Linked DNA regions of Homo sapiens: regions 1, 2 and 4 are each linked to region 3. Evidence: read pairs that join two places in POLR2A ChIA-PET (ENCODE). Cell type or tissue: MCF 10A. All regions are shown on one strand.

The links. Peaks named below come from ENCODE experiments on the same cell type or tissue, not always from the same donor. Only the 100,000 strongest peaks of a DNase experiment are listed, where the experiment ranks them.
Region 1: POLR2A ChIA-PET joins it to region 3 with 6 read pairs; 4 of 35 experiments call an interaction of 5 or more read pairs at or near these places.
Region 2: POLR2A ChIA-PET joins it to region 3 with 5 read pairs; 2 of 35 experiments call an interaction of 5 or more read pairs at or near these places.
Region 4: POLR2A ChIA-PET joins it to region 3 with 6 read pairs; 2 of 35 experiments call an interaction of 5 or more read pairs at or near these places.

What each region holds. Positions count from the first base shown.
Region 1 is chr2:55,854,582-55,859,581 of GRCh38, forward strand. All of the region lies in intron 2 of LOC112268416 (a long non-coding RNA gene), which reads left to right. Among named protein-coding and RNA genes, the nearest start is that of EFEMP1, 67 kb to the right of the region's middle. In MCF 10A, no CTCF peak of the experiment used is centred here; no DNase peak of the experiment used is centred here.
Region 2 is chr2:55,710,955-55,715,954 of GRCh38, forward strand. No RefSeq gene overlaps it. Among named protein-coding and RNA genes, the nearest start is that of PNPT1, 20 kb to the left of the region's middle. In MCF 10A, no CTCF peak of the experiment used is centred here; no DNase peak of the experiment used is centred here.
Region 3 is chr2:55,759,291-55,764,290 of GRCh38, forward strand. It overlaps LOC107985811 (a long non-coding RNA gene), which reads left to right. Exons shown (of 3, transcript XR_001739192.2): 1 at 1-49. Among named protein-coding and RNA genes, the nearest start is that of PNPT1, 68 kb to the left of the region's middle. In MCF 10A, no CTCF peak of the experiment used is centred here; DNase peaks (open chromatin) are centred at 1,901 and 2,401.
Region 4 is chr2:55,899,171-55,904,170 of GRCh38, forward strand. All of the region lies in intron 5 of EFEMP1 (EGF containing fibulin extracellular matrix protein 1), which reads right to left. Among named protein-coding and RNA genes, the nearest start is that of EFEMP1, 22 kb to the right of the region's middle. In MCF 10A, no CTCF peak of the experiment used is centred here; a DNase peak (open chromatin) is centred at 2,371.

The sequences.
Region 1 (5,000 bases), 95 kb after region 3:
GAAAGTACAGAGAGGGGAATATACTGTTCCTTTAAACCTACCTCAGAAATATAATCCTACCTCAGTACCTTTAATGGCAAAAACTGCAATTACTTTGCACCAACCTAATAACTACAGTTAACATTTGGTTATGCACTCTTCTTTTTTTAAAAATTAAATTATTATTTTTAATTAACACATAACATTTGTACATATTTATGGGGTACAGAGTGATATTTTGATGTATGTGTACAATGTGTAATGATTAAATCAAGCTAATTAGCATATATATATCAGCTCAAACATTTATCATTTCTTTGTGTTGGGAACATTCAAAATCTTCTCTTCTAGCTATCTTCTTTACATATATATATTTATGTAAGTGAGATAGCACTTCCTGCTATTTTCCACTTAACACTGTATTGTAAACGTTCCCCACTCTAAAAATTCTCTTTATAAATATGATTTTAGTCACTGCACAATATTCTACATACAGATGTACCGTAATTTTAACTTAGCCATTTCTCGTTATGTACATTTAAACTGTTTTTGTTTATTTGGTCATTAGAAATAACACCAAGGAAATGATATTTGTGCATACTTTTTTCTTATAAATTAAAAACCCAGTTCTAATTACCCCTCTCATCCCCACTTTTTAAGAATAAAATATTAGTTGTCTTTGTTCCTGCCGTCCTTAGACATGAAGTAAACAACTAGGCTAAGATAGCAGACAACTAAATATCTACTAAATAAATAAATAGTATTGGAAAGGTGATTTGCCCCCATTAAAAATGAATATATGCAAGTGGGGAACTCTAGTTACTTTTGTAAAGAAAAGAGCTATAGGGATAAGGAGAAATAAGTGAAAGTAAACAAATCCGAAAGGTAGAAAACTGTTCTCTGTCCCCATGGAACACTTCCATGACCAGAATAAAGAATATGCTCATTTTCTAGCTTGCCCATTGAGGCAGAGACTGCTAACTAGTGACCAAACCTGTTTGCTCTTCTTCCTGGAGAGATAGCCAGACTCTGTTTCCCAGCCTTCCTTGCAGCCAAAGGAAGAAGAGCAGAGTGATGTAAGCACCTTCCACACCTTCCCCCTAACAAGTTCTCAGATTCTATCCTTCATGCTTTTTTCCACCCACCTCCTGATGTGGGATGAGCACAGTGACCTTGGAAGTCAGCTGTTGAAGGTGATAGAGCTCCAACATGGGAGAAGCTCAGATAGATCCATGAATCTACTTGGAAACAATTGCCTGCCTATCAGATTATGGGAGCCAGAAACCTATACTCATTCTCAGCATGTTCCTCTGCCTCACTTTCTGCTTCCAATCCATTGTTAAGTCCTAGTTTTCATCTCCTATATACAATATAATCTGTTCACTTCTCATGCTCTCTAGCAACACTCCTGCCCAAGTTAACATGTCATCTTTCCCCTGGCTGCTGCAATAGCTTTCTAACCTGCATCCATCTGAGCCCACTTCCAACCTATCTCCAGGCTAAACGGAATTTTTCCAAAGTGTGAATCTGATTGTTACTTACCTGCTTAAAATATTTAAATACCTTCCCATTGATATAAGAGTAAAGACACAACTTCTTTACTCTAAAGTTGTGTCTTTACTCTTTACTTTGCTCTTTACTACTTCTTTACTTTAAAGTTGTGTTTTTACTCTTTATAGATTATACTGTAGCCAGCCTTATCTGTGGCTCCAGCTACACTGGTATTTTGGTTGATTGGACTGGGTCCCAGAAAATGTTCCCTCCCTCCAAAGGATGTTTGCATGAGCAGATCCCTTTCTGAATGTTTTTCCCTACCTATTTTATGTAGTTAACTCCTACTCATCTTTTTTTTTTTTTTTTTTTTTTTGAGACGGAGTCTCGCTCTGTCGCCCAGGCTGGAGTGCAGTGGCGGGATCTCGGCTCACTGCAAGCTCCGCCTCCCGGGTTCACGCCATTCTCCTGACTCAGCCTCCCAAGTAGCTGGGACTACAGGCGCCCGCCACTACGCCCGGCTAATTTTTTGTATTTTTAGTAGAGACGGGGTTTCACCGTTTTAGCCGGGATGGTCTCGATCTCCTGACCTCGTGATCCGCCCGCCTCGGCCTCCCAAAGTGCTGGGATTACAGGCGTGAGCCACCGCGCCCGGCCACTCCTACTCATCTTTAAGATCTCAGTTCAAGAGACACTTTTCCAGGGAGGCTTGAGTAGGTCATTTGAGTTTCTCCTTATAGGCTCCTGTAGCACCACATTCCTTTTTTTGTAGCACGTGTCACAGTTGCAATGTGCAAAGTATATTAACATGTAATTTCTAAAATTACATTCGTCTGTAAGATTATTTGATTACTTTGTCTCTCCAATAAACTGTATATTCCTTAAAAGTAGATATGGTGTTTAAACAGCCATTGTATCCATGTTTATGAAGAGGAGTAAGGAAAGAGAGAAAAAAGGTTAGGTAAATAAACTGATGGATGGAGTGAGATTTTTCACCACATGATTCATTATTAGGAGTCAGGATCTTGGTTGAGTGTTTGGAACAACGAGGTTTACGAGGTTTCTTGACATGTTGCTTGTTGTGTTTTGCTTCCTTGCCTTTGTGCATAAATTCCTTTCTGCTGAAACACCCTTTCCTTACTTGAAGAAATCCTATTCTACCTTTAAGATCAGCACAGGTGTGCTTTCACTGACCTGCTCTGATCAGGGTTAACTGCCCTCAGCTATGCTACCCTAAGAACATATTCAGTCTCTGGAGAAAGACGGATCTTGTTTCCAGTCTTGGTTCTGCCCCTGCTTGATATTTGGGCCTAAACAAATCACTGAATCTGTTTCTTCACCAGTAAAATGAAACTAATAATTCCTTCTTCACAGGGTGAATGTGAGGAGTCAGATAAGGGGTTGAAAGCAGCTTATGAATAATAGATGGTCGAGAAATAGTGACTTTAAAAAAAATGGAACCCAAAACATTGTTTATTTTCCCCACCATATTGTAAGTTTTTTGAGGTCAGAGACCATGCCATTTTTATCTTTGCTTCCTTAGTACTTAACATAGTGCCTGGCACAGGGCAGATGCCCAGTAAAATGTTTATTGAAGTGAATGATACTAGAATTATAAGGCAAGATCCAGGAGCTGGGGTATGATCAGGGGTTTAGACAGTCACAGATTGACCTCTTTGAGGTCTTTGCCTTTTTATTAATGGCTGGTCAATAGATCTTAAAGGGAAGTCAAGGCAGATAATCACTGCTAAGAGACAAGCAGGGGAAATAGAATGTTGAAGCACCATGAGAAAAACTCATCTGTGGAGACCAAGGGTTGAAATATATTTTTCAACTCTTCAGCTTGAGCGAGACATCGGTAACTCTTTAATCTACAGTTGCTATTAACAAGAGTAAATGTTGCTATTGGCAGTGGGGAAAGTTTGAAATAAAGGGCCACTTCCTGTACCTACAATATGTACCTTTTTTCTGCCTAGTCAAATATTGCAAGGCCCAGAATATGTGTCCTTTCTAATTTGCACAAAAGCACTATTTAAGCTAGTGGCAGAACTGCTTTGTGCTCTTATTCCAGGGATGTATCCAGGTTTTGAATGAAGCTTATATGTATTTGAAGGCTCACTTTAAAGAAAAAAAATATAAAATTGTAAGTACAAAATTAGACACAAAAGTAAATTTTTATTTAGAATGATGTAAGAAATTACAATAAATTATACATTTTAAAAGCTGATAAATACAGCAAAAATCTCAAAGTCTGGGAAAATAACATTTTTTGTTAATTAACTGCCTAACACTCCTTTGTAATACTTTTTTCCTACTTTTTTAATGCATATTCTGGTTGCCAATAAATGCAATTTTGTATTATTTTCTGTAGAAAGAACAGTAAAATAAACCAGGTTTTCCTCTAGCCTGGTTAAGTTTTTTTTAAATTGGTAGTTTATAAAAGTTTCTTTGATTTCACAATTCATTATTACAATATCATGCAAATTTTTGATATTGCTCTCAGATTTGGGAACCTCTATCAGATTTCTGTCATATCAGATCTATATGAGTTCAGATCACTCCAAGTGTTCTTGTGCAGGGACTACTCTTAAATATCCTTTGAAATGGTCACACTCATTAGCCAGTGAGTTCTGATGTCCTGTTGTGGTGTATAATTACCAGTTTTCTGTTACCTTCACTGATATTAGTGTTCTAGATCAAAGTAGCAGGACATTTATGTTCTTCCCCAGTGTGTTCATATGATTCATAGTCCTCTCCATTAATTTATTAATCAACTCAAGAGTCTATTTATTACTTCTATTTGAAATTTATTTCTTCTTCTCAAAAATGATCACTTTTGGTATTATCTGAACATCTTTTTGGTTACAACTCACTTTTTATTGTCAGAATAATTTCTGGTGAGTTCCTAGAGAAATATATGAAAATATTTTCATGGTATGGTGCATTTATAGTTGTATATGCTGCATAATTAGGTATATTCATGAGTAGGCATTGATTAAAACCACATCCTCTGCTTATTATTTTACATGTCTGGTGAATGGAAGGATTTTCCATAGATTAATTTATAGCTCTGCATATTCCAAAACTTGTTTTTCCTCTGCTATTTACATCCATTGTTGGATGCTGTAGAATGTTATAGTGTGATGGGACTCCTGGCCCTGAACTTTTGGGCATGCTGTCAGCTATGGTCAACACAGAGGGTGGTGGGAATATTTCTAGAGGCTATTCCTACCCCAGACAGGAGCTCAAATTAACCATACATAGAAATGAATGTTAACTATATAAATATATCCTACTAAATCCAAACTAAATACACTCTCCTAACTCCACTTTCCCAGGCTGGATCTCAAACATACTTTTGACGCACTTCAGAGCCACGTGACATGTGAAGTGTGATGAGGGGAGCCCAAGATGAAAGAGTAATTCTAACCAATACAGCTAAAATGTATTATACAAATTTTACAAAAATATATAACTATGTGAACATAGGGTCCCTTTCAGGACCTTGGAAGGGGCTGGTGCAAGGGAGG
Region 2 (5,000 bases), 48 kb before region 3:
TGTTGAATGTAGGCAGTATGTTGTTTTCACATTTATCATTTAAAAATTAATTTTAACTTTAATTTTAAGTTCTGGGGTACATGTGCAGGATGTGCAGGTTTGTTACACAGGTGAACGTGTGCCATGGTGGCTTGCTGTGCCTATCAATCCATCACCTAGTTATTAAGCCCAGCATGCATTAGCTATTTTTCCTAATGCTCTCCCTTCCCCCACCCCACACCCTGACAGGCCCCAGTGTGTGTTGTTTGCCTCCTTTGTCCATGTGTTCTCATTGTTCAGCTCTCACTTATAAGTGAGAACATGCAGTGTTTGGTTTTCTGTTCCTGGTTAGTTTGCTGAAGATAATGGCTTCCAGCTCCATCCATGTCCCTGCAAAGGACATGATCTTGTTCCTTTTTGTAACTGCATTGTATTCCATGGTGTATATGTACCACATTTTCTTTATCTAGTCGATTATTGATGGGCATTTGGGTTGATTCCGTGTCTCAAGATCTAGAACCAGAAATACCATTTGACTCAGCAATACCATTGCTGGGTATATACCCAAAGGAATATAAATCATTCTATTACAAAGATACATGCACATGTATGTTCATTGCAGCACTCTTCACATTTATCATTTTATTTAATTGTAGAGCATGGCCATGCAGACTTGGCCTAATATAAATTCATGAGCAATGTGCAACTGGGAATTCAAGTGATATATAAGACATTGTTTTCTTTCTTTCTCTCTCTTTCTTCCTTTCTTTCTTTCTCTCTTTCTTTCTTTTTTTTTTTTTTCGCGGAGTTTTGTTCCTGTTGCCCAGGCTGGAGTGCAGTGGTGTGGTCTCGGCTCACTGCAACCGCTATCTCTCAGGTTCAAGCGATTCTCCTGCCTCAGCCTCCCAAGTAGCTGGGATTACAGATGCCCACCACCACACCTGGCTAAATTTTTTGCATTTTTGGTAGAGAAGGGGTTTCACCATGTTGATCAGGCTGGTCTAAAACTCCTGACATCAGGTGATCCACCCGCCTCGGCCTCCGAAGTGCTGGGATTATAGGTGTGAGCCGCCGCGCCTGGCGAGACTCTGTTTTCTCTTGAGAAATTTGCAAGGAGACATATGAGTATAATGAGTCTATATTTTGAGATATAAACTTATTCCTCTCTCCTAATATTTTATGCTATCCTACCATTGTCCCCAACCTAGGAAGTAACTAGGGTACTTTAAGTGCCCCTAGGAGAGATTGTTAAAAAGAAGAAAGAAAATAATAAATACTTTTTGAGTTTCAAAATACATACAGACCATATTTTGAAAGAAATGCTTTGTGAGAAAAGGGGCATAAAGTTCTGCATGCCATAAAAAGTAGATTAAGAAGAATATGGAATGATGTGAGGAGCATTTTTCCAGTATTTTGAAAAGACAGCCTAGAGAGAAGATAAATGCAGGTTGGAGAGGGGTGGTCATAGGGACTTAAAACTTGAGGATCTGTAATAGAGGAGACTTGAGCTGAATGAGTTTTCAGTCCCCCAAAGAGCCATATTCACTTGTGCCTCAGTGATTTTGCTTATGCTGCTTATACGTTTGTATGCGGCTCAGCTGATGTTTCTGTTGGGAGGCCTGCTTTAGCCTACCCGAGTCTACCGAGTTTCTGTAATAAGTAAAGGGTTAACTCAGTAGGCCTGGGTTCCTCAAATTCTGCACATTCCAAAGGTCTTCAGGAAGGGTCCTTGAATGGTTCCTGGGAGGTAACCTCTGAGCCCTTAAAATATCCTTTCTGATAAGACTGTCTTTGTGTACCTGAGACTTTGGTTTACGTGGCTAGTTTATGCTAACAATGTGATTTATGATAAATGCCTGTTTTTGTGTGACTGAGGCCCTGGGCCACACTGTATCAGTTTGACCTCTGGAAGGAGGCTGGAGATAGAGTAAGTAGAGTTGGTCATGCAGGTATCCCACACCTATGTGACTGACCCCAATAAAAACCTCTGAACAAAGGCTTTGTGGGGTTCCCTGGTTGGCAACACTTTGTGCTTGTTATCACGAATTGTTTAACTGGGGGAATTAAGTGCTGTCTGTGAGATTCCTCTGAGAGATGACAACTGGAAGCTTGTTCTTGGTTTCTCATGGAGTCTGCCCTATATACCTTTTTTTTTTTTTTTTTTTTGCTGACTTAAGTCTGCATTCTTTTGCTGTAGTAAACCATAATTGTGAGTGTAATAGCTTTTCTGAATCCTGTGAGTCCTTTCAGTGAATCATCAAACCTGAAGGTGATCTTGACACTTTTTGATAATTTTTTTCTGTAACAATTATCACACTGTTCATTCATTCATTCATTCATTCATCCATCCATCCATTTAACCAATGAACTATTGAAGCCTGCCATGTCCCAGGGATTGTGTTAAGCCTAGAGGTATAGGAGTAAACATAATAGGCACAATTCTTACCATCAGCGAGTTTATAGTCTGGTGGTGAAGGAGAGAAGTAAACAGATAAATACAATTCAGCGTAGTAGCAGCTATGATGGGCATAGTGCAGGGTGCCATAGGGAGCAGAGAGATAAGAGGCCAACACAAACTAGTGAGGAGGGTGTCAGGTCAAGCTTCCTAGAGTAGGTGAAGAGCTGCTTGCTAAGTAGGCAAGTGATAAAGGGGTAGAAAAGAGTGATTAAAGCAGAGGCAACACATATATAAAAACCAGGAAGTGAGAAAAGTGAAGTGATTTTATTTTATCTGGAAAGGAATTTTTGTGGTTGTTGTTTTGAGACGGAATCTTGCTCTGTCACCCAGGCTGGAGTGCAGTGGCGCGATCTCACTGCCACCTCAGCCTCCTGGGTTTGAGTGATTCTTGTGCCTCAGCCTCCAGAGTAGCTGGGATTACAGGCACCTGCCACCACGCCTGGCTAATTTTTGTATTTTTAGTAGAGATGGGGTTTCACCATGTTGGCCAGGCTGGTCTCAAACTCCTGACCTCAGGTAATCCACCTGCCTCATCTTCCCAAAGTGCTGGGATTACAGGCATGAGCCACGGCGCATGGCCTGGAAAGGAATGTTTGAGGGAAAAAGTGGCAAGAGATGAGGCTGGAGAAATATGTAGTGGCCAGAGTCAAGTAAGCCATGGTATGCTTCTCTTAAACGGATGTGAAGAAGTCTAGATTTGGGAGAAAAAAGGTGAGTTCAGGTTTGGTCATGTTGATGTTGTTTAATGGTTTCTTCTTCCCTTCATCTGTAAGTTCCATAAGGTCAGGCAATACTATTTATTAAATATAACTTATTCTGTTGTAAGCCAATAGTATCATTCCTAAGATGCTTATCACTACGAAAAGTATATTATCAAAACCATTGTTTCCGGAGATTAAGGAAATTAGGAGTTGGAGAATTTTTAGAGGGGCAGTATCAAAGTTATTTTTGCTGCAGGGATTTCAATAATAAAGGAATTTTGAATATAAATATCTTTAGTTATTAGATGCTAAAAATAATAAATTATATTAAAACTGACAAAATAAACTTCTTCACTTTCATTACATTCCACTCCCTCCACTTATTCTTTTCTTTAATCTTTGGCCTTGACCTGGCAATTTTACTTGCAGCATACCTCGTAAACATCAAAGGTAAACGTAAGAGCAAACGCATTGCCCAGGTGAATAAATACCTTAGAGTAGCCACTCATTCCAGCAAAGTGGCTTTGTGTCCTATGCTTTTATACATGTAGTCAGCATCAGTTCTGTATCACGATCAAATTATTAAAGTACTGATCACATTATGGCCTAGGGAAATTATGAAAATTAGCACTATTGGAGAAATGGTTGCTATCCATTCCCCCATGATATGAAATGGCATCTTTGTAATACACTCAATTCCTATATATATTTTGTTTGTTTGTTTGTTTTGTTTTGTTTTGTTTTTTGACAGTCTTGTTCTGTCACTCAGGCTGGAGTGCAACGGCATGATCTCAGCTCACTGCAACTTCTGCCTCCCAGGTTGAAGCGATTCTCCTGCCTCAGCCTCCTGAGTAGCTGGGACTACAGGTGTGTGCCACCACACCTGGCTAATTTTTTTGTATTTTTAGTAGAGACAGGGTTTCACCATGTCAGTCACTTTGGTCTCGAACTCCTGGCCTCAAATGATCTGCCTGCCTCGACCTCCCACAGTGCTGGGATTTCAGGTGTGAACCACCGTGCCTGGCCCAGGAAGCTATATTTAAAATAAAACAAAACAAAAAAACTCTTCAGGAGATTCTGATATTTAGCCAGCTTTGTGTATGATGACTATAGATGATGTAAAGATATGTACTATAAGTCAGAATTCCTCTCTAGAAAATCAGTCCTGAAAGTGAGATGGCATGAACACAGCATTTCAGTTTAACCAACATTTATTGAATGTATGAGACACTGGGCTAGGAGATGGAGCTATAAAGATTAGTAAGTCATGGACTTTGCCCTTAACTCTGTTAATGAAAGAAACAAACACACAGCCAGGTAGCTTCAAAAGAAACCATGGTGGTCCGGCATGGTGGCTCATGCCTATAATCCCAGCACTTTGGGAGGCGGAGGTGGGCAGATTACTTGAGGTCAGGAGTTTGAGACCAGCCTGGCCAACATGGTGAAACCCCATCTCTATTAAAAATACAAAAATTAGCTGGGCGTGGGGGTGGGTGCCTATAATCCCAGCTACTTGGAGGCTGAGGCAGGAGACTCGCTTGAGCCCAGGAGGCAGAGGTTGTAGTGAGCCAAGATCACGCCATTGCACTCTAGCCTGGGCGACAGGGCTAGACTGTCTCAAAACAAACAAACAAACAAACATGGCAAGGTGCTATGATAGAAGCCCTGTGCACAGACTTCTGCTTGCTGAAGAATTCCAGGAAAGCTTCCTGAGAAAGATGAATTTTGAACTCAACCAGAATGACATCACCAGGTACAGAAGTGGAGCTGAGGATGCCAGAGGCCACTCCTGGCCCGACTCATTGTATCCTGTGTGACTAGCACTCCTGGGGTAATGCAATGGGGGCAGTTCTGGAAGAGGG
Region 3 (5,000 bases):
TCCTTTTTGGCGGCTATTGGGAAGAATCTGTATCCAAGCTGTATCCAAGGTATTAATCATGCCTTTTTATTTCTGTATTTTTGATGCTTTGACAACTGGGACTTTACTGGCGCTCCCGTGCCTGTACCTTCTAGGGCTAGCCAATTCCTAGAGATAGTAAATGACTTGCCTTTGAGTGTACCTTTCATATGCAGATTAGCAAACTCAGAGCCCATACCCTAACCACCTCATTTATCAGACTCACACTCAGGACCTCTTTCCACTTGCACAATTATCCCAGGGCCCAGGTACCAGGCACGTGGGGAAAACCTCTATTCTCCAGAACCCAATGTAATTTTTCTAACTAGCCAGTTCTAAACCTTCATACTCTGCCTCACCCATTTCTTCCTATGGAAACCACAATTAGGATTCTTGTGTCCTGACCAACCCTGGTGCTTCCCTGTGTGGTGTGGCGTGCCCCCTCCTTTTGGCAGCTGTAACAAACTGTCTTTTTAATGACAACTGTCTTCTGATCTTTTGGCCCACCATACCTGAATAATAATAGGACTTACATTTTAAAGCACAAACTTATTCAGGTTGTTGTCAGAATTCAGTTCCTATACTCATGCCTCCTACATGGCCCCCTTCACCTTCGAGCCCACAACAGCACATTACATCTTTCTCATACTTTCAATTCCTTTGACTCCCTTTTCTATTGCATCTCTCTGACTTCCTCTCCTGCTTTTAAGGGTAAATGTGATTATTTGGGGTCCCCTTGGATAATCCAGAATAATTTCTCTATTTTAGGGTCAGGCGATTAGAAACCTTCATTAGATCATTAACATCCTTTTACCATGTAATGAACCATAACCATAGAAGTAATCCCAGGGGCAAAGATTAAAATGCATGCCAAAATTCTGCATACCACAACATTTTAGATGTTAAATAAGAAAAGAAAAGCTGGCTTCAAAATTTGGGAAGATATTATTAGAAGTTGTAATTTTTTTTATCTGTTCACATTACTGGCTGCAGGCTTTATTTATTTATTTATTTATTTATTTATTTATTTATTTATTTAAGAGACAGTGTCTCACTGCATTGCCCAGGCGAGTCTCGAACTCCTGGGCACAAGCAATACTCTGAGTAGCTGGGACTACATATGTGTGCCATTGTGGCTGGCTTACTGGCTACAGTCTTTGAGTTTCTGTGTTAAAAATTTCTATATTAAGATGGCTTTAGAATGGTATGATGAAATAATTACTCTTTGAGAAATGGACCAGTTAAGTATGAGTCTAATTTTGCTTCTATTACGCATAAGGGCAAGATATTAAGCTTGCTTGACACTTAGACTGTGTTCTCCTCTATTTGAAATTCCTAATATTTCTCCAAGGGGAAAGGTTAGGTGTTTTTGTGTTCTTTCATGCACAATTACCCCCACAGGACTCCTTAATACTCATTGTATTTTTCCATCATAGTAACTTTATATTGACTTCAACTGCTTATATGCTTATTGGGGAAAAAGTTCTGAGGCATAATTATACATTGATAGTTTAAAAAGTCTGACTTACATTGTCTAGTACTTGAACACAATTAAAAATACCTTATTTGCTGCAATTTATACAGGACCAAATAATGCAAATGTAAAACATCTCAAAGACAAACATTTTCCAAGATCATTTTGTCCCATTACCTGGGTGCCTTTTGAAATGTTTGCAAGTGTGTTCTTCTTGTCCTACAAGTGCTTAGTCCCTCACTTCCTCTAACCCTGTCTTCCTATGCCCTTTTCTCTTCCTTTGTCATTTAAAAATTTTTCTTATGTCTGCTCTTTGCTTTTTCCCTTCTCCATTTTATATTTATTTCTCTGTGTGCATGTCCTAATCTTGCTTTATGGATTTCCTCACTATGTGATTTCATCACTCACTTTGTTTATCCTAGTTTTTCAATTTCCTTGGATTGCTGTTTCCTTTTTCTTTTCATTGTGTTTTTTCCAACAAGCATTGTTGCCTCATATCATTTGCTCCTCAAACACAGTATTTTTTTCCAAAACATATCTATGCAATTTTTTGGCAAATAAACCTGTAGTACCCACTGAAGTCTACTGCTAGAAGAGGTAAGAGTAGTAATATTAGTGATAGTAATTGGCAATGTGAAGTTGAGTTTAGATATAGGGTCTTCCTCACCCTATTCCCAGTTACTCAAATTTTAGCTTTAGTTTTCCATCTTCAGAATTTTACGGATTGGAATAACATAATGAGGACAGATAACCATCCGAAGGTTAAGTGTTTTTCAATTTCTTGCCCAAACAGGAGGGCATGGCAGTCTTATGTGTTGGCTCAGGTTCAGAGGCATGCTTCTCATGTTTTTCATGCCTTTGTAAAAGAAGTTCAGAGTTGCTCCAGCCCTAACATCTCATATGCCAAGAGTTCTGAATTTATCCCTGTAGGGTATGCTGTGGTTAGTACACTATGTGCTTAATGAGTCTCTGTTTGGGGATAAAGCTTGACTCTGAGCTCCTTCAAATCTGAACTGTCATTATTTTCTCAATGTAAGTTACATTGACCGTAGCCTTGCCATTTGCTTGGTATGCTGCTCTGCTGCTGCTTTAACTCATGAAAGATGGGTGAAGTTTTCATTTGGCCATGGTAGTTTCAACAAAACCAGAGTTGGCTTTTGCAAAATCATTTTGCTTTTGAGGCCTGGCCTTTGAAAACCATTAGGATCTTTTGCAAGGCTTTTAAGGAAAATATTTTGTGAGAGTCAAGTCCAGTTTTGTTTTGTTTTTAAACTGCCACTATCAGGGGAAATCTGGGCAGAGGAATCAATTCCCCCTGTTTTCAGAGTTTAAACAATGCTGTACAAGATGCAAATGGGTAGCACTTTGCCTGTTAGGATCTTTCCACTACTTTTTCATCTGCTACAATTATTAAACAAACAAACAAACAAAAACCCAACAGCAAGTGATTCAGGTCTCTTTTTTTTCTTTGTTTCTTGGTTATTCAGGGCTTCTCTTCCCTGATATGACACAAGGAGCCTCCCATAAATGCCTGGCCTCAGAGATCCTCTTGCCTCGGTCCTCAATGAGTTATAGAGTATCATACTGTCTATGCTAGGCTTAAGATCAGGATCGCTAACTTGATGTAGAGTTTATATTCAGATTTCCTTTCTCTCTTTCTTCTTTCTTTCTTTCTTTCTTTCTTTCTTTCTTTCTTTCTTTCTCTCTCTCTCTTTCTTTCTTTTCTTTCTTTCTCTTTCTCTCTCTCTCTCTCTCCCCTTCCTTCCTTCCTTTCTCTGTCTCTCTCTCTGTCTCTGTCTCTCTCTCTCTCTCCCTTTCACCCTTTCTTCCTTTCTTCCTTTCTTCTCACTCTGTCACCCAGGCTGGAGTGCAGTAGCATGATCACAGTTCACTACCGCCTTGACCTCCTGGGTTCAATTGATCCACCTGCCTCACCCCCTGAGTAGCTTGGACTACAGGCATGCAGCACTACGCCTGGCTAATTTTTATATATTTTTTGTAGAATAGGGTTACGCCATGTTGCCCAGGCTGGTCTTAAACTCCTGGGGTCAAGCAACCTGCCTGCCTCAGCCTCCCAAAGTGCAGGGATTACAGGCATAAGCCACCATGCCCAGCCTCCCTTCATACTCTAAAACTTACAATACATTGAGGTACTAAAGATTTACACACACACACACATCTTCCACAGTGTGAAAAGAAAAAAAAATGTAACAGGAAAGATTTAAGCCCAAAATAAAGTAGAATTTATTTTCTTTCTTTTTCTTTAATTCCTTCCTTCTTTCCTTTTTTTAAAGACAGGTCTCTCTCTGTTACCCAGGCTCTAGTGCTATGGCATGGTCACAGCTCACTGACCTCCTGGGCTCAAGGGATCCTGTCATCTCAGCCTCCTGAGTAGCTGGGACTATAGGCACGTGCCACTATGCCTGGCTAGTTTTTAAAATTTTTTTTGTAGAGATGGAGTCGGGGTTGGGGGTGGTCTCACTATATTGCCTAAGCTGGTCTTGAATTCCTGGCCTCAGAGATCCTCTTGCCTTGGTCCTCAAAGTGTTGGGATTGGAGGCGTGAACCATCCCACCTGGCCTAAAGTCGAATTTCTTGAATGCTGAGATTATTAAGGGATTTAGTATTGATAGAGAATCCACTATCTACCTACACTTACATATATCATCTTATTTAATTCTGCTAACTACCATGTGAGGGAGGTATCACATTCCTCATTTTATAAATTAAATGAGAACTGAGAGAATTAGAAGTATTTAAGGTAACTGGGAGTGAGGAACACTAGGTCTGTCCTTCTCGAAGGTTTATGTTCTTTTCAGCACAGTGGCTAGAATAGATTTTGAGTTTTTCCCCCCTAAAAGCCTTTAAATTCTTATTTGCAGTAGTTCAGGATCATTTAATGGAAGTCTGGAGGTGAAAATAATGGAAAGATAGCTCTTGGAGGTGCCAGGAGATCTGGGTTGTAGAGCTGGTACTAGTTTCCACATGTGAAAGTAGAGACACGGCTGCTTATTTTGCCTGGATCTTGTCAGTTGCAAAGCAATCTTTACAGGCAAGGTCCTATTGAGTAAGAAAATGTCAGCCATGTTTTTTTTTTTTTTTATGGAGTAAACAGAACACAGTTTGAGGTTTTCCTCCTACTACTCACTTTACTAGATTCTCTACCTCTGGTGAAAAGTGATTATGATTAAAATTCACAAACTCATGAATCAAGAAGACATGAATAGTCAGCATAACTCATGCCTGTTGCCTTGCTTAGGATTACTAAATCATTAGAACAGGGAGAGAATGACTCCTGTCTTGTGGCAAAAAGTTAAAAACATGGTAACTTTGGAATTTAAGCCAGAATCATAGGTCTTGTTGTCAGGTAGGCCCTCATGAAGTAATCCGCCTCAATCCCACTTTTGGCCAGGCAAGGTATAAATTCCTACTTTATGGATAAAATAACAGAGGCTAAGAGGTTACACTTGGTAAGTTGCAGAAGAGTGCCATGAGAGGGGAGTTGGGA
Region 4 (5,000 bases), 140 kb after region 3:
CCAGAATTTTTCAGTAATCGCCACTTACCACTGATGATGTGGGGACTGAGGCTCTCAACTAGGGTCTGTTGACTTGAATTATTGAGCTGAATTATTTGTATCATTTAATTTTTAAAAGTCTGACCTTATGTTACATCTTCAGACAGACTAGGAAGTCCTTGTAAGAAAGGTGGTGTGCCTAGGCTTCTAGTACAGTTTGAACACGTGTTAATTGAATGCATTGATGCATGAACTGATGAATAAATCATTAAAGATTGAACAAATGCATGGATGGTGCAGACTTAAGGGTATATATGGAGAAGTATATCCTAAACTTACATTAACAATTTGGGCCTAGCAAGGAAAGGAAAGATGGAGTTCTAAAAACCATCTAGTACTTAAATCTACCTGGCTGCATTATTTAAATTATCCTTTAATGCGTATGGGGCAAAAACCAGTGGTCTAGCAAGAATTGACCAGAAACAGGCTCTTTTGGTTACATAATCTCTCAGTTGAGCCCTGTGTGTTTGGGAATTTAAGAGCAACATGAGGTTATGGTGACCACCTGGCCACACCATATCCCTCTTCCCTTCTACCCAAGTAGTGACCATGAGCTCATTATCAGGAAAGTGGACTCTGCTGCAACACATTCACAGGTCACCTCTCTGAAGGATTAAATGCAATGCAGAATGGGGTAGGACAGAATAAGTCTTATTCAGAGAGCATGAACAATTTCTGGGGGGGAAGTCATTGCTAAGTTTTATAATTTTTTTTCTTCTGAACTTTTGAAAAAATCAACTCTGGTTTCAGTTTAATTTTTTTTTCCCCTAAAGAAACCTACATGGCCACTTCTTCAAATTTGTTCCAGATGGATTCAGTCATAGAATGATTGATTAGACACTCAGTTGTGAGCTATGCGGTTAAGTTCAGAAACCTACAACAAACTGGCTTGGAGCTGAGTTTCGTGGTAAGTGGCAGAAAGGATAATCCTTAAACTGTCATTTTAGAGTTGGTGATGAGGAAAGAGGAATTTAGTGGGGCTACTTATGTCAAGAGAATATATTAGCAAATGGATGGCTGAATATGAGGAAATCTTATGAGCAGAATGCTTTTTTCCCCTCTGGGCTTCACTGTAAAGGGAATCAGATCTGACTGCCCCCACGATCCCCCCCACCAACTCTCACTGCCTTCTTCGTGGACTAGACCAGCCTTCCCGGGATGCTCCGGGTTGGCCTCTACCTGGCTGTGAGGCACCCATTTATCCCACAACCCACTCAACTGGCTCACAGAGGTTTTTATTATTGGCATGAGAAACACCTGGAGAAATCTGGAAAATAATCTGGGGGAGAGTAAACTAAGGAGAAAATGTACTGTGCTCCATACAGAGCTGTATTATGCACTTTTAAAAGCAATTTAAGAATGTTTGGTCTATTTCTATCTTCTTTACCAAAAAAACCCAAAACTTTGCTTTGGATTTTAGTTATACTTTCTAATAGCTGAATTAGCCTTTTCTCTATTTTTCTCTCTGGTTAATTGACAATCTGGCTACTAGAGTATTCTTCATGGGGAAACTGGATGTGGCTGGCAGCTGTCCCTTCATGCCACCATCTCATATTATAGGTCCTGCTATTATTGTTAAATTGGTTTCTACCTTTATCGATTTTTAGTCATATATCTTTCCTCTTTTCCTCAGAGTGCTATCCTACTTCATTAGTGCCGCTTTGTTGAAAAATAAGCCACTATCCTGCCTCTTATTGAGATACCTATTCCTTGGGACCCCAAGAAAATTCATGTTAGATTTTGTTGCTTCTGAAGTTTTAACTCTTAAACAACCTATTTATTGTAATCTTAGGATATGTTCAGTGCATGTCTTCTAGTAGACTTTTGGGGCAAAAGAAACGATGTAAACATATTTAAACATAAAGGTGATGATTCTAGGAGCAGGTTTTTGAATAGACTGTGGGAAGAAAAATGTGAACAGAACAGAACAGGGATTTCTAGGAGAGAGATGGAGAATGTGATATCCATGATTCCCTAACAAACACAAATATTGGAATGTCTAGGACAAAAGGTAACATAAAGCAAGAGCAGTGTTTATTAAATGTCTTTTATGTAACAAGCATGTGAGTACATGTTAATCAGCAATAAAGAGTTTTTATGCTTGTCCTTAAAGTTTTTGTTTTATGAAAATTACTTGTTGAGTGGAGTAAAAGACTTTAAACTAGTTTTAAAATTGAAGGAGATGGAATCATTTATGAGTGTTTTTGAGGAGGATTGATAGCATTTTAGAAGACTCAGGTCAGTGAAGAAAAGGCTACGTTTACTCAAAAGGAGCTTCTAGAAACAGCCAGGTTCTTCTTTGCCTGTGCTACTGACCACACCCATTAGGCTGCCTATCTGCATGAGTCATACAGCCTCTTGCACTGCTGGGGAGGGGGTATATTTTGCTCTGAATTCCTATTTTGCTTTTTGAAATCATTTAAAATTCTAGGTTTAACTCTAAATGGTTGGAGTCAACTCAGGGAGAATTTTAATTCTAGATTGTGGTAGGCAGCTTCTGACATGGCTCTCAATGATGCCAACATCTTGGCATTCACACCAGGGGCTTGTTTCCAACGAACAGTATATGGCAAAATTGATGGGTTGCCACTTCTATGATTAGGTTACTAAAGACTCTTAACTTTGGTCTTATTAGCATCCTCTCTCTTGCTGGAACCTTCTCTTGCCCCCTCACTTGCTAAGAAAGCTGCCATGTTGTGAGATGCTCTATGGAGAAGTGTATGTGGCAAGGAATTGAAGGTGGAAGAATTTATGAGAAACAGAGGCAGGAAGTCAATCCTGCCAGCAACCACTAGTATTTGAGCTAGGGAGTGGATCTTTTCCAGTCGAGCTTTGAATGAGCTGCAGCCTTGTCAGAGACCCAAAGTCAGAGGACCCAGCTAAGCCACAACTTGATTCCTGACCCAGAGAAAAGGTGAGGTAATAAATGTTTGTTGTTTTAAGTCACTAAGCATTGGAGTAATTTGTTATGCAGTAACAGATTAACTAGCACATAGACTTCCTTATGGTTCATATGTGATGGAAAATAATACGTAAACTCAGGCAAGACTCATGGCTTTGGTTGTAAGCATGGTTTGAGTTGGAGGCTGAAAGAAATTCCAAAAGGTGAAATGAACTAATTCAGACTTTAAACAGATAGTTCTTTGCCGAAAGGCACTCGTCTCCAGTGAAGATGGGAAACCTTAATTCAAGAATCAAGAACATAACAAAGGGCTGGTCACATTTAGTGCTGGCACCTTTACATTTTACATGGGGTTATATTAATATATGCAAAAAGTTTATTTCCTGCGCACCAAAATAAAAATAACTCCTTTCCAAGCTAGGATTGAAATGAAGTCTGGGGCTGTGGCATGAACCACAATACCGTAATTACCCATGTCAGTGCCTGGGGAAAAGACTGCAGTGATCTAGCTTTTAAAGCTTCAGTGATTTGGTGCAGACTTTTAGCAAACAACTAGTAGTAGGTGTGAACTGTTTTGTCAATAAAGATTCAGGTGATTAGAACCAGCTGGTTTTTTGCTTCTGAGTCATTAATTCTATTATAATCACAGAATGCACCTGCATTCTTCCCAAGGTGGATTTTGACTTGCCTCGGTATGTTTTCCTGATAAAAATGCCATCCAAAAGGCAAAAATGAACTATCAATGGAAACAGCTTAAATGCCAGGCATATATCAATCAAGAACCATATCATCACCATACATCCACAAGGCTTACAGCCTAGACAAAGTGCACTCATTTTCTCTCTGTCTCTTTCTCTTTCCTGTTCTTTGTAAATAATTTCAAGTAAGAGCTGAAAGGACAACTCTTAATTTTAATAGCTGAGAAAACTATCCAGCAAGATAAACTGATTTAATAAAGTCAGCAAGTCATTTAGGGGAAGACCCAAATGGGAACTTTTGTCTCTTGCTTAGTTTCATGGGGTTTCCACCACCCTTTGCTGCCAAAGACTACTTTCTGGAATCCTCTTGAGCATTCAAGCATAAAAACATTCCACTACAGGAGAAAATTCTATTAATTAGTAAGAGAGGGAAATATCTGTGATTTATAGCTATAGCTGTTACAATGTAATTTGTATTGGAGAAACAGTATCTAACCAAAGGAGAAAAATGTATTTTTGAAAAGTAACCACATGCAAATTTGACTCTATCCAGATTATACCCCATTTGCTGCTGCAGAAAGTAGAAGATGAAGAATCCATTAGACATATCAGTTTCTTGGTAGGAAGGATACTGTCAGCTACTGGAAGACAGGTTCTGCATACATCAACAAAACCAGGGAGCTTGTTAGAAATGTATAATGTCATGCCTTAACCCAGACCTACCCAGAATCAGAATTTTCATTTTAACAGGATCCCCAGGGAACTGATATGTTCATTAATATTTGAGAAGCACTAATCTATAATGCATAACACACAGGAGATTCTAAAAAACATATTAAACAATTGAATCCCAAATCTAAAGACTTCTTTAGCCAATTTTATAAAAACAGCAAAACCAATTTATTAGGTGTCACCTTTTCTATTTTCCTTCATCAGTCTTTTGAGGGACATATGCATTTATACAAATATATATGCATGTATACATATATATGTATACATACATATATGAGTGGACAGTTGGTAATTACAATATCTTATGAGATACTTTAGGAGAATCTACTTTTGATTGGTATAGTCTTGTGATTGCTCATTGTCCTCAACTCCCTTGTCTTGCTCTCTTTCTCCCTCCCAGTTACATTCCACAACTTTTTTTCTGCCTGTCATTTCTCTTACAGGGGGTCCTGTCTTTCAGGGTAAGAAGCAGCGCCTGGAAGATAAAGGTATGGCTCAGTTGTTTGCTCCGTTTTTGCTTTTTCTCCACAAATGTATGTTTGAATATAGTCCTGGCCCCTACCCTAGCAGGTACTCCCTGAATTTTTGCTTTTTCCTTAGAAGACTGATTTTCATACTTGAGTGCTGTG